Regions from separate parts of the Homo sapiens genome. Here region 1 is linked to region 2. The links are chromatin loops, found by intact Hi-C in ENCODE. Cell type or tissue: breast epithelium. All regions are shown on one strand. Region 1 holds the start of ENPP7 (ectonucleotide pyrophosphatase/phosphodiesterase 7). Region 2 overlaps CANT1 (calcium activated nucleotidase 1).

Region 1 (5,000 bases), 730 kb after region 2:
CTACACAGGACGCTGGGGACCAGGCCCCTTCTGTGCACCCCGGCCATCCCCGGGGAGCCCCTCATCAGGCGGCTTAGGGTGGCTTGCCAGCCAGAGGCATCAGATGGAGGAAAAAATCAAAAAAGAAGAGAAGCAAAGCTAGCTTCCGGCAAGAGGCTGGGACTGCTACAAGACATTCTCCTTTTGCCCCATTGGTCAAAATGTGGTCACGTGGCCCTGCTTTGCTGCAAGGAATGCTGGGAAATGTAGTCTTTCTTCTAGCAGCCATCTTATCATGGAAAGAGGGGAGAACAGATATTAGGGGACAACTAACCAGCTCTGCCACAGCGGAAAATCCAGATTCCGCCACGGCCTACAGGCTCCTCCTGGTCGACCCTCTCGGGAGCCCCGGTGCCTCCCTTCCTCCATGCCTGGTCCCTCTGCCTGAAGCCTTCCCGCCCTCTCTCCTGGCTCCATGCATCCTGTGGGCCTCCCACAACGCTGGTGCCAGCAAAGCCCGATCTCCTCTCCCGAGGCCGCCTGCATTCCCCCTGTGCGTGCATCGTAACCTGTGTCCCTGACTCACAGGGATCCTTACCCTCCCCAAGGTCTGTGCTCCCCAGGGAGGAGCCAAACCTCTGGGTGCCCTGAGCCCCAGCCCTGCAGAGCAGGCACCCCACGCGGTGGTTGCAGGCACCGGGCAGTCGCTCCATCCTGGTTTTCAGCTTTTGGTGCACAGAAGCATGAAGAAGAGGGGTCACTGGCACGGAGTCCTCCTTGAGAGTGTGTTCCAGTCGGCCAGGCAGGGGCAGCCGGGGATCCGTACCAGTGGTCCCTGCCCACCTGGGTTAGGAAAGGCTGGCTGGCCTGGGGAGGCTGTGGACGGCGTCTGCGGTGTCATCTGAGTGCCACGGCCATCGCTTCGAGACGGCGTCTGCTTGCTGCAGCCAGCCAAAGGTCTTAAGGAAGGCCGGGGCCACTGTCGGCAGGTGTGTGGCTCCAGATTGAAATTGTGACAATACCTCCAACCATGCCCTTCCGTCTTCCCACCGCGCAATCCAGTGCACCACCTCCCACCATGCAATCCAGCGCACCACCTCCCAGCAAAACCTCCAGGATCCGCCTCAAACCCAGCCCCATCCCACAGCCACCACCCTGGTCCGGGCCACCAATAGCTCTTGCTCAGACACAGGCAGTCACCTCTCCAGGGAGCACCCAGTGTCCATTCTGCCCTCGTTCTGGTCTATCCTTCACCCACAAATGGAGAGTATATTTTAGCATTAGATCAGTTCATGTCACTCTCTTGCTTAAAACCCCCGCCTGGCTTCCACTGCCTGGCATGAGAATCACCGCCACCTGCCCTACGGGACTGGCCCTGCCACCCCTGCCACCTGCCCCATGCCCGCTCCCCTAGCTCATGGTCCCCCAGAGTCACTGGCCTCCACCATCCTCTCAGCGAAACCCCACCAGCCACCACTGCGTGCCGCCCACCCACCCCGCCAGCCTCTCCATCACGTCTTCCTGCCTTCCCTTCTTTTGGGAAACTCTTTTTTTCTTGTTTGTTCATTTTATCTTCTGTGTCCCCAACTCGAATGGAGGCCACGAGGAACATTGTCTGTCTCATTCACTTCTGTGTCCCCAGAACCTAGAACCATGCCTGGCACACAGAACGTGCTTAATAGGAACTGAGACAGAGACATACAGGGAAGGAAAGAGGGAGAGAGACAGAGAAAGAGAGAGAAAATAAGAGAAGGGGAAGGAGAGATGGGGGAGAGGGAGGGAGAACCGCACACTGAATCCAGGGGTTCCTCTCCCACCCTTCATGTGCCTATGGTAACAAGGGAGTCCCCCTCTTCTGACCCCTTGTTGTCATCAAGCAAGAACGTCCGAGCCCCAGGCACCCTCTGAAATTCCCAAGAAGGAAGCATCCCAAGAAGGAAGCATCCCAAGAAGGAAGGCCCACAGGACGCTGGTCTGGAGCCATCCGGTTCCCGGTCTGCTCACCACGCTCAAGGAGCCCCTTAACAGGACCAGGAGGAGAACAGGCACCCAGCCTGGGGTTCCCCCCGGACAAGGCCATGCTGTGACCCAGGCTTGGTCCTGGCCCTGACCATGGGAAGCCCACCCCACAGGCCCTCACCCAGGCAGGCCTGAGGCCCATGCACCACTAAAGGCCTGGAGAGGGGGTCCCACCCCAGCCTCACCTGGGTCCCCTGGGGTCAGGGTGAGCTGGGACAGAGGGACCACCTGTTGCTATGGGAGAGGGAGAGGGCACGACTTTCCCAGTGGAATGGGCTCCTGCTGTGCTCTGAGCCCTGGGTCACTGTCCCCACTCTGGGGAGGGAGGGGAGGAGCCTGGAGCACCAAGGGCGCGGCTGGCAATAAAGGCAGATGCTCAAGTTGATGCCACCCCACGCACGTGAGGCTGGGACCAGGGGTGGCACTGACACGGCTGGGGAGCCCACTCCCGAGGTTCGACCCGGGGATGTGCACAGCCACATTCCAAAGGCGCACGGGATGAGATCAGCCCGGGTGACCCTGGGACTTTGTCCTCCTCGGCAGGAGCCAGCCCTGTGCACCCTGTGTGCCTGTCCATCTGGAAGGCCCAGCATGAGAGGCCCGGCCGTCCTCCTCACTGTGGCTCTGGCCACGCTCCTGGCTCCCGGGGCCGGAGCACCGGTACAAAGTCAGGGCTCCCAGAACAAGCTGCTCCTGGTGTCCTTCGACGGCTTCCGCTGGAACTACGACCAGGACGTGGACACCCCCAACCTGGACGCCATGGCCCGAGACGGGGTGAAGGCACGCTACATGACCCCCGCCTTTGTCACCATGACCAGCCCCTGCCACTTCACCCTGGTCACCGGTGAGTACTGCCCTGTGACGGGGCCTGGGGGTGGGAGGGCCTGAGAAACCAGATGGCACAGAGCCGTGTCGTGCAGGATAAAGGGGAGAGGTCCTTGCTCCAGGCACAGGACAGAGCCAAGGGGACCATTAGGAATCCTCACCGTTGGTAGCAACAGATCCGGGACAAAGAAAAATGACCAGGGGGGTCCTTAAACCCGTGGCCACAGCCAGGGCAGCAACCCCAGAAGGCTTCAGGAGGAGGGGAGTGTGGCGGGCTCCCCGCTGGCTCCCATGGCTCCCCTCCCCTGCCCGCCCCTCCAGCTGGCTGTGTCAGCCTCTCCCTCTCCCTTCCATCCTTTCCATTTTCCACCCAACACCTCCCTGACAGATCTGCCCAGGCTGTAGACAATACAGACATAGGTTTTTAAAAAGCCAAATATGGGGCCAGGCTCAGTGGCCCACGCCTGTAATCCCAGCACTTTGAGAGGCTGAGGCGGGCGGATCACTGGAGGTCAGGAGTTCGAGACCTGCCTGGCCAACATGGCGAAACCCCATCTCTACTAAAAATACAAACATTAGCCAGGCATGATGGTGCATGCTTGTAATCCCAGCTACTTGGGAGGCTGAGACAGGAGAATTGCATGAACCCAGGAGGTGGAAGTTGCAGTGAGCTGAGATCGCACCACTGCACTCCAGCCTGGGTGACAAAGCAAGACTGCATATAATATATATATACATATATATATACATATATATATGTATATATATATATATATACACACACATATATATATATATGAGGCCAAGGCAGGAGGATTGCTGGAGTCCAGGAGGTAGAGGCTGCAGTGAGCTGCAATCACACCACTGCACTCCAGCCTGGGTGACAGAGCAAGACCCTGTGTCAAAAAAACAAACAATAATAAAATAATAAAAAGCCAAGTACCACAAAAAAGGTGTTAGAGAATTGAAAAGCAATTGGCCCTCCCTAGGGGCTCAGCCACCTCCCAAACCTGCGTCATCCTCCAAAGACCCTGCGTGGGTGTCCCAGGGCGCCTGCAACAAAGATCTGCAGACTGGCTTAAACCCACAGAAACGGATCCGCATGCTTCTGGAGGCCAGAAGGCCAAACCCAGGGCATTGCAGGGCTGCACCCACCCGGAAGGTTCCAGCAGAGGCTCCCTCCTCACCTCTTCTGGCTCCTGGGGCCTCGGCAATCCTTGGCATTCCTGGGCTGGCGGCAGCATCACTCCGACCTCTCCCCACGTCTCCCCAGGGCCTTTCCCCTGTGTGTGTGTGTCTGTATTCAAACTTTCCTCTTCTCACTAGTACACCAGTCGCTGAATTTCGGGTCCACACTTCTCTGGTATACATCCCCTTACCCTAGCTAATCACATCTGCAAAGACCCTATTTCTAAATAAGGCCACGTTCTAAGGTTCCAAGTGAGCATGAATGTGGTGGGACACCATCCACCCCAACACAGGCAGCTCATCCCCACACCAGCCTTTCTGCCCCTTCTAACCGCAAACGGAGGTGTGCGGGTCTCCCGTCTGCGCAGCGCCTCTTTTGCTCTCTGTATCGCAGATGAGGACGGGAGGGACCTTCTCCACATCATCTCTCCTTTTGCACCTTTTGGACTTAGTACCATGTGCACGTGTTTCCTGTACAAAAATAAATTCAAAAAATCTCCTGGAGCTCCACGTAGTTCACTGAAATTCCTGCCTGGGATCTCGTCTGATGGCTGGGCCATCATTTATTTAATGAGTTCCTTCCTGACGGCCGTGGAGGTCACCCGCAATCTTTTGCTAAAGCAAACAAGGCTGCCACCAGGATCCCTGCACACGCATTCGTGCCTGTGTGCCCGTCCAGCTGTGGGACAAACTGAAAGTGGAAGTGCGATTGCTAAAACAGGTCAAAGAACACGTGTCTATTTGTCTCAGACATGACCTCGAACCTTGGCTCCCACGGGGCAGTGCAGGAGGAAGTCTGCTCCCCCCAGCCCTGCCCCAGGCCCACTCCCCACCCAGCACACAGGGAAACCTGGGCTGTTTTGACTTCGCCTCTTCCAGCCCTGGGTCCGGCCTTCGCTGTGACCCCGGTCCATCCCGCCGCCCTCTGCACCTCTTCCTCCCTCAGGCAAATATATCGAGAACCACGGGGTGGTTCACAACATGTACTA
Region 2 (5,000 bases):
GCGCCTGGGAAGGGCTTGGGGACTCCAGTGGCTCCGTGCAATTCTGGGCCCCAAATATGTGGACCACGAGGCCCTGGTGCACGGCAGCCAGCAACAGACACCCCCACCAGAGACACCCCCTTCTCCACGCCGCAGCCTGCTGGGCTGAGAAGATACAAAAACAGGGTGACAATTCCACATGGAACTTTCGGACAGTCCTAGGTTTTAGCCCCAGGGTGAGGTTCAAGGAGTGAACAAGGCACATACGTGGAACCTGCTGCTCAGAGTGATCCTCCTAACAGCACAGGGGGGCTGCCAGCAGTTCCTCCAGGCCCGCAGGGAAGACTCCATGCTCCCTTTAAGGGGCAGGCCTCTCAGGACCCCCTGAGGTGGTCACAGGGCTGATCACCGGGGCCTTCCCGGCAGCAGGGCTGGGGTTCCCCGTGCTGGACATCCTCCTCTGACTGCATCCAGGCCCTGCCCCTTTTCTAGTCCCAAGGCCTCAAAACCCCAGCCAGGCCCAAGAAGTCTCCACTGAGCTCGAATTACTCTATCTTACCTGCTATGCCAATCCCGCCTACATTTCTTTTTTTGTTTTTCTGAGATAGGGCCTCGCTCTGTTGCCCAGGCAACAGTGATCACGCTCACTGCAGCCTCAACCTCTGAGGCTCAAGCGATCCTCCCACCTCAGCCTCCCAAGTAGCTGGGACTACAGGCGTGTGCCACCACGCACAGCGAATTTTTTTTTTTTTTTTTTTTTTTTTTTGGAGACAGAGTTTTCCTCTTATTGCCTAGGCTGGAGTGCAATGGCACGATCTCGGCTCACTGCAACCTCCGCCTCCTGGGTTCAAGTGATTCTCCTGCCTCAGATTCCCTAGTAGCTGGGATTACAGGCATGCACCACCACGCCCGTCTAATTTTGTATTTTTAGTAGAGATGCAGTTTCTCCATGTTGGTCAGGCTGGTCTTGAACTCCTGACCTCAGGTGATCCACCTGCCTTGGCCTCCCAAAGTGCCAGGATTACAGGTGTGAGCCAACACACCTGGGGCACAGCTAATTTTTAATTTTTTTTATAGAGATGAGGCCTCGTTATATTGTCCAGGCCAGTCTTGAACTCCTGGGCTCAAGTGATCCTCCTGCCTCAGCCTCCCAAAGTGCTGGGATCACAGGTGCGAGCACCCGCACCCCCCCTTACCTGCATTTCTGACATGCGTCTTAGACATTTCAAGACACGAGTCCTGTGCAGCTTTTCCCTCAAGCCTACTTGCTCCTCGTCTCCCCTTGGGAAGGGTAGTGGTGACGGGTGGCCACCGTGTCCACAGTGGTCTGGTTCAAGCTCTCTCAGGATCCTGGGAGATGTGCTTTTCTGTGTGAATATACACTTCGATAAAAACATAAGGCACTGCCACCACGAAAAACCTGACTGGCCTCATCCTCCGTCTTCCTTCCTCAGCATTGACTCCGTGGACAGGTTCTGTCCTCTTCCATGGCCCTTCCTCACCATGCCATGCCGGCTGCCTCCCTCCACCCCTCCTGCCTCTCCGCCCCTGACACTCCCATACCCCCCGCCATGAAGTTGCCCTGCCAGCTGCCCCCCACCAACATCCCCTGACACTCCCTCGCCACCTGCCATGAAGTAGCATCCATCAGATGGCACACTCCCAGCTTCAGCGGCTTCCTCAGGTCCTGGGGTGAACCCACTCTGCTCCCGCTCAGCCCTCACACTGTACCATCTCCTCTGCCTGCCGGCTGGCTACATAGACCTCCTTCTGTCCCCTGACCACACTGGCCCTGGCAGAGCCTGCAGTTCCCCCTGCCTGGAACAGTCGGGCCTGCTCTTCGCACCAGCAGCTCGGTCTCTCCTACGGGGCATCAGCTCCCTGGGAAGACTTGCCCACTCGCCCTCCCTCCCATGCCGCTCCGGCTCTCCCACCGTCCCTGCCTGGCTAGGTGATTATTTCTGCTCCTGGGGCAGGGATCTGGCCACTGTCACAGCCCCAGCACCTGACGCACTGCCAGGCAGGGAGCAGACAGTCTGCACGCATTGGCTGAAGGGAAAGAGATGCCAGGTGAGCCATTAGCCACTTCTTCAACAGCCCCTCTGCACTCTACCGGGGGCCCCACCTTAGGCATATTATGAACCCACAACCTGGATCAAGCACCCCAAAGATCGAGCTGCTCAGCTGCCACATCTGAGCTGCAGGCCCGGGAAGACGGTGCTTGCCAGCACAGAACAACGGTGCCTGCATAGACTGCTGTCAGACATCGTGAGGTGTCGTCGTCACCAGCCCCTGGAACCCCCATGTTCTTCCCTGTTCAACTCCCTCAGCACTCCGGAGAGCCACTGTCCTCACCTTCACCATTCCTGTCAAATCTCCGGCCCACTTCTCCCAGGAGACCACTCTGTGGCCAACTTCAGCAGCCGAGGCCCCTGGGTGGGGCTCACACCTGCCACTCAGGTCAGTCCCCCCAGCCGCCGGGCACCTGCTCTTCTGGTTCCTCCCTTCCATCCACAGGCTGCCCCAAGTCGCCCACCTTGTCACCATTTTACCTCCAGACCCCACACTCCCACAGACACTCAACTGCTGCTGAATAAATGGCGAATCTGTTAATGAAGGAAAACCCTTCCCTGAGTCCCCGGCACCTCTGTCCCTTCCCACCCCCGCCCAGGCCCCCTCGCCCACCATGGTACAAGAGCACCCACACCTACACCCTCTCCTTCCCTCTGGCTAATCCTCAGAAGCAGCCACCTGAAGCCTTCACCAGTGGCAAACCCAGTGAGCACATTGTCAGTGTCCCTCCTCGAGGCAGGGGGGCACTCTCTGTGGGCCTCCTCCCAGGCAGGTCTTCTCGGCCCCCACTGCTGGCAGCCCACTGACCTCTCCCAGGGCCTGCCCTCTAAGGTGAAGACCCCCACGCCTTTCTAGCCTGACCTAGTCTCTGAGCCTCCTCATCCGATACCCACAGGCACCGCAAACCAGGTCCTCCTCAGGAACTCCCTGTCCTGGCAGTGCCGGCCCTCAGGAGCCATCCCAGGAAGCAATTCGTCCTAACCCTCCTCCCTCCCCAGCCCCACGTGTCCCACCCAGCTTGAGACTCGCTTCCCTTCTCCCCATCCACACAGCCTCGGCTCCAGTTCCATCTCACCCTGATGACTCTCAGAGTCTTGGTCTAATGATCTAGACCAAGCTTGTCCAACATGTGGTCCAACACAAATTCGTAAACTTTCTTAAAACATGATGAGATGAGATTTTTTGTTAAGCTCATCAGCTATCAATGGATTTTATGTGTGGCCCAAGACAATTCTTCTTCCAATGTGGCCCAGGGAAGCCAAAAGATTGGACACCCCTGATATAGACCATCTGGGCTCAGCCAAGGGACTTCCCTTGGCCTCAGTTTACTTCCCGGAGCCATGCTGATGGGGTTAGAGAACTGTGCACAGGGGCTGACTGCTACTGCTTCTCACTCACTCTACAAGTACCCTCTCGCCTGCTGGGAGGGTTGCAAACTACCACCCGTGGGCCAAATGCAGTCTCCCGCCTAGTGTGTAGATGCGGCCTGTGTGGCCTGGTATGTGGTTGCAGCTTGGTGTGTAGACTCTGCCTGGTGTGTAGACGCGGCCTGCGTAGACGCGGCCTGCTGTGTAGTCACGTCCTGGTGTGTAGATGTGGCTGATTAAAGCCAGCTAGGACTCCTCCCTGGCATGCTGAGTCTGGCTGCACCGTTGAGTGGTCGCAACAGACTGTGGAGGCTGAAAATACTGACTCCCTGTCCCTCGACAGATCCCTGGTCAAGACCATCTCAAATCACCCTCCACAAAACTGACAGAATAATTTTTCCAAAAAGCAAGTCTGGATTCCAAGTCTAGTAGATCCCAATGCCTTCCATCTGAAGGACAAACGTCTCAGCCTGCAGAGAAAGCCTCAGTGGGTTTTTCCCCCTGCACTCCCAGGAGCAGGACCTCTCCCAGGTCGCTGTGCAACACTGCACGCCTTCCTATTCCAGACTCCTGGCATCTACACCGTGGCACACGCTCCCCACCCGGGAGGCTCATGTCCTCTGACCACATGGAACCAGAGGTGTCTGAGTCCCGGCGTCTCTGCCCCTCTGGGGAATCAGTGTGACGGAGGCAGGGGCCTTTCCTCCAGGAGCTCAGCACAGTTGGGGAGACAGACTTTGAACAGTCCCGTGTGGTCAGTGTTACCTCGAGGTCACGCTGATTCCCCAGAGCTAACAGAGGGGCAGAGACGCCAGGGCCTCAGCCACCTTTGGTTAAACAAGGGACTGCTTCTAGTGACAAGAGAACTCTGTGTACCTTCCAGAAAATTCCTTTAACTTCAGCACCAGAACACCTTCCCTTGGGCTTCATCTCTCCTTCAGGACCCCAAGGAATTATTTTATTTTGCAAAAAAATTTCAAATCAGATGCCTTTGCCACAGCCCATGCTGGTGTATGAGCTACCACTGGCTGCCGGGGTGCCTGGCTGCCGGCGCCTGCTGCAGGCAAGAGTTTGCATGTTCTTTAAAAAGCTGGGTTCTTTTTCGGGGGTGGGGGGTGGGGGGGCTCTTTTGTTTGTTGCCAGCCAGAAACAACAGAAATGAACCGGCGAGGGTAAGACACAAGATGGACAAAGTCCTTTCCAGAAGGGGCTCGTGTGAGGCTTCTCCCTACACCCCTCAAAGCTTAAGCAGTTTAAATGCTCGCTTTATTGTGAAAAGATTGACAAACCCAGTGCCTGCAGAGTAATGGTTTGATTTTAGATAATCAGCAACAAGAGGACTCAGGGACTACAGCAAAGTCATGGGTTCTGTGGCCAGCCAGGCTCTCCTGTTCAGTGGGGCTGCAAACCAGCTATCTCCCAGACTCAGGGGCCTACAGGGACAGGACCCCTGCTGCTGCCTGGAGAGCACTCACAGGAGCACTCACAGGAGGAATAACCACCTGCAAGGCTTGCAAGGCACCACGGAGGCATCTGTCCATCCCACAGGACACTCCCAGAGCGCAGGGGAGCCACCAGTGA

Evidence for each region. A loop is a pair of places that touch in the nucleus more often than their neighbours do. Peaks named below come from ENCODE experiments on the same cell type or tissue, not always from the same donor. Only the 100,000 strongest peaks of a DNase experiment are listed, where the experiment ranks them.
Region 1: it touches region 2 in a loop (32-fold over the local background); 1 of 110 quality-filtered maps calls a loop at or near these places.

The regions. Positions count from the first base shown.
Region 1 is chr17:79,728,551-79,733,550 of GRCh38, forward strand. It overlaps ENPP7 (ectonucleotide pyrophosphatase/phosphodiesterase 7), which reads left to right and starts at 2,393. Exons shown (of 6, transcript NM_178543.5): 1 at 2,393-2,842; 2 at 4,958-5,000. The coding sequence starts at 2,590. RefSeq lists enhancers at 1-232, 31-150, 57-351, 233-1,192, 4,312-4,361 and 1 more. In breast epithelium, no CTCF peak of the experiment used is centred here; a DNase peak (open chromatin) is centred at 211; H3K4me3 peaks cover 1,091 bases.
Region 2 is chr17:78,998,925-79,003,924 of GRCh38, forward strand. The region is part of intron 1 of CANT1 (calcium activated nucleotidase 1); the gene reads right to left. Among named protein-coding and RNA genes, the nearest start is that of CANT1, 8.3 kb to the right of the region's middle. In breast epithelium, no CTCF peak of the experiment used is centred here; no DNase peak of the experiment used is centred here; H3K27ac peaks cover 465 bases.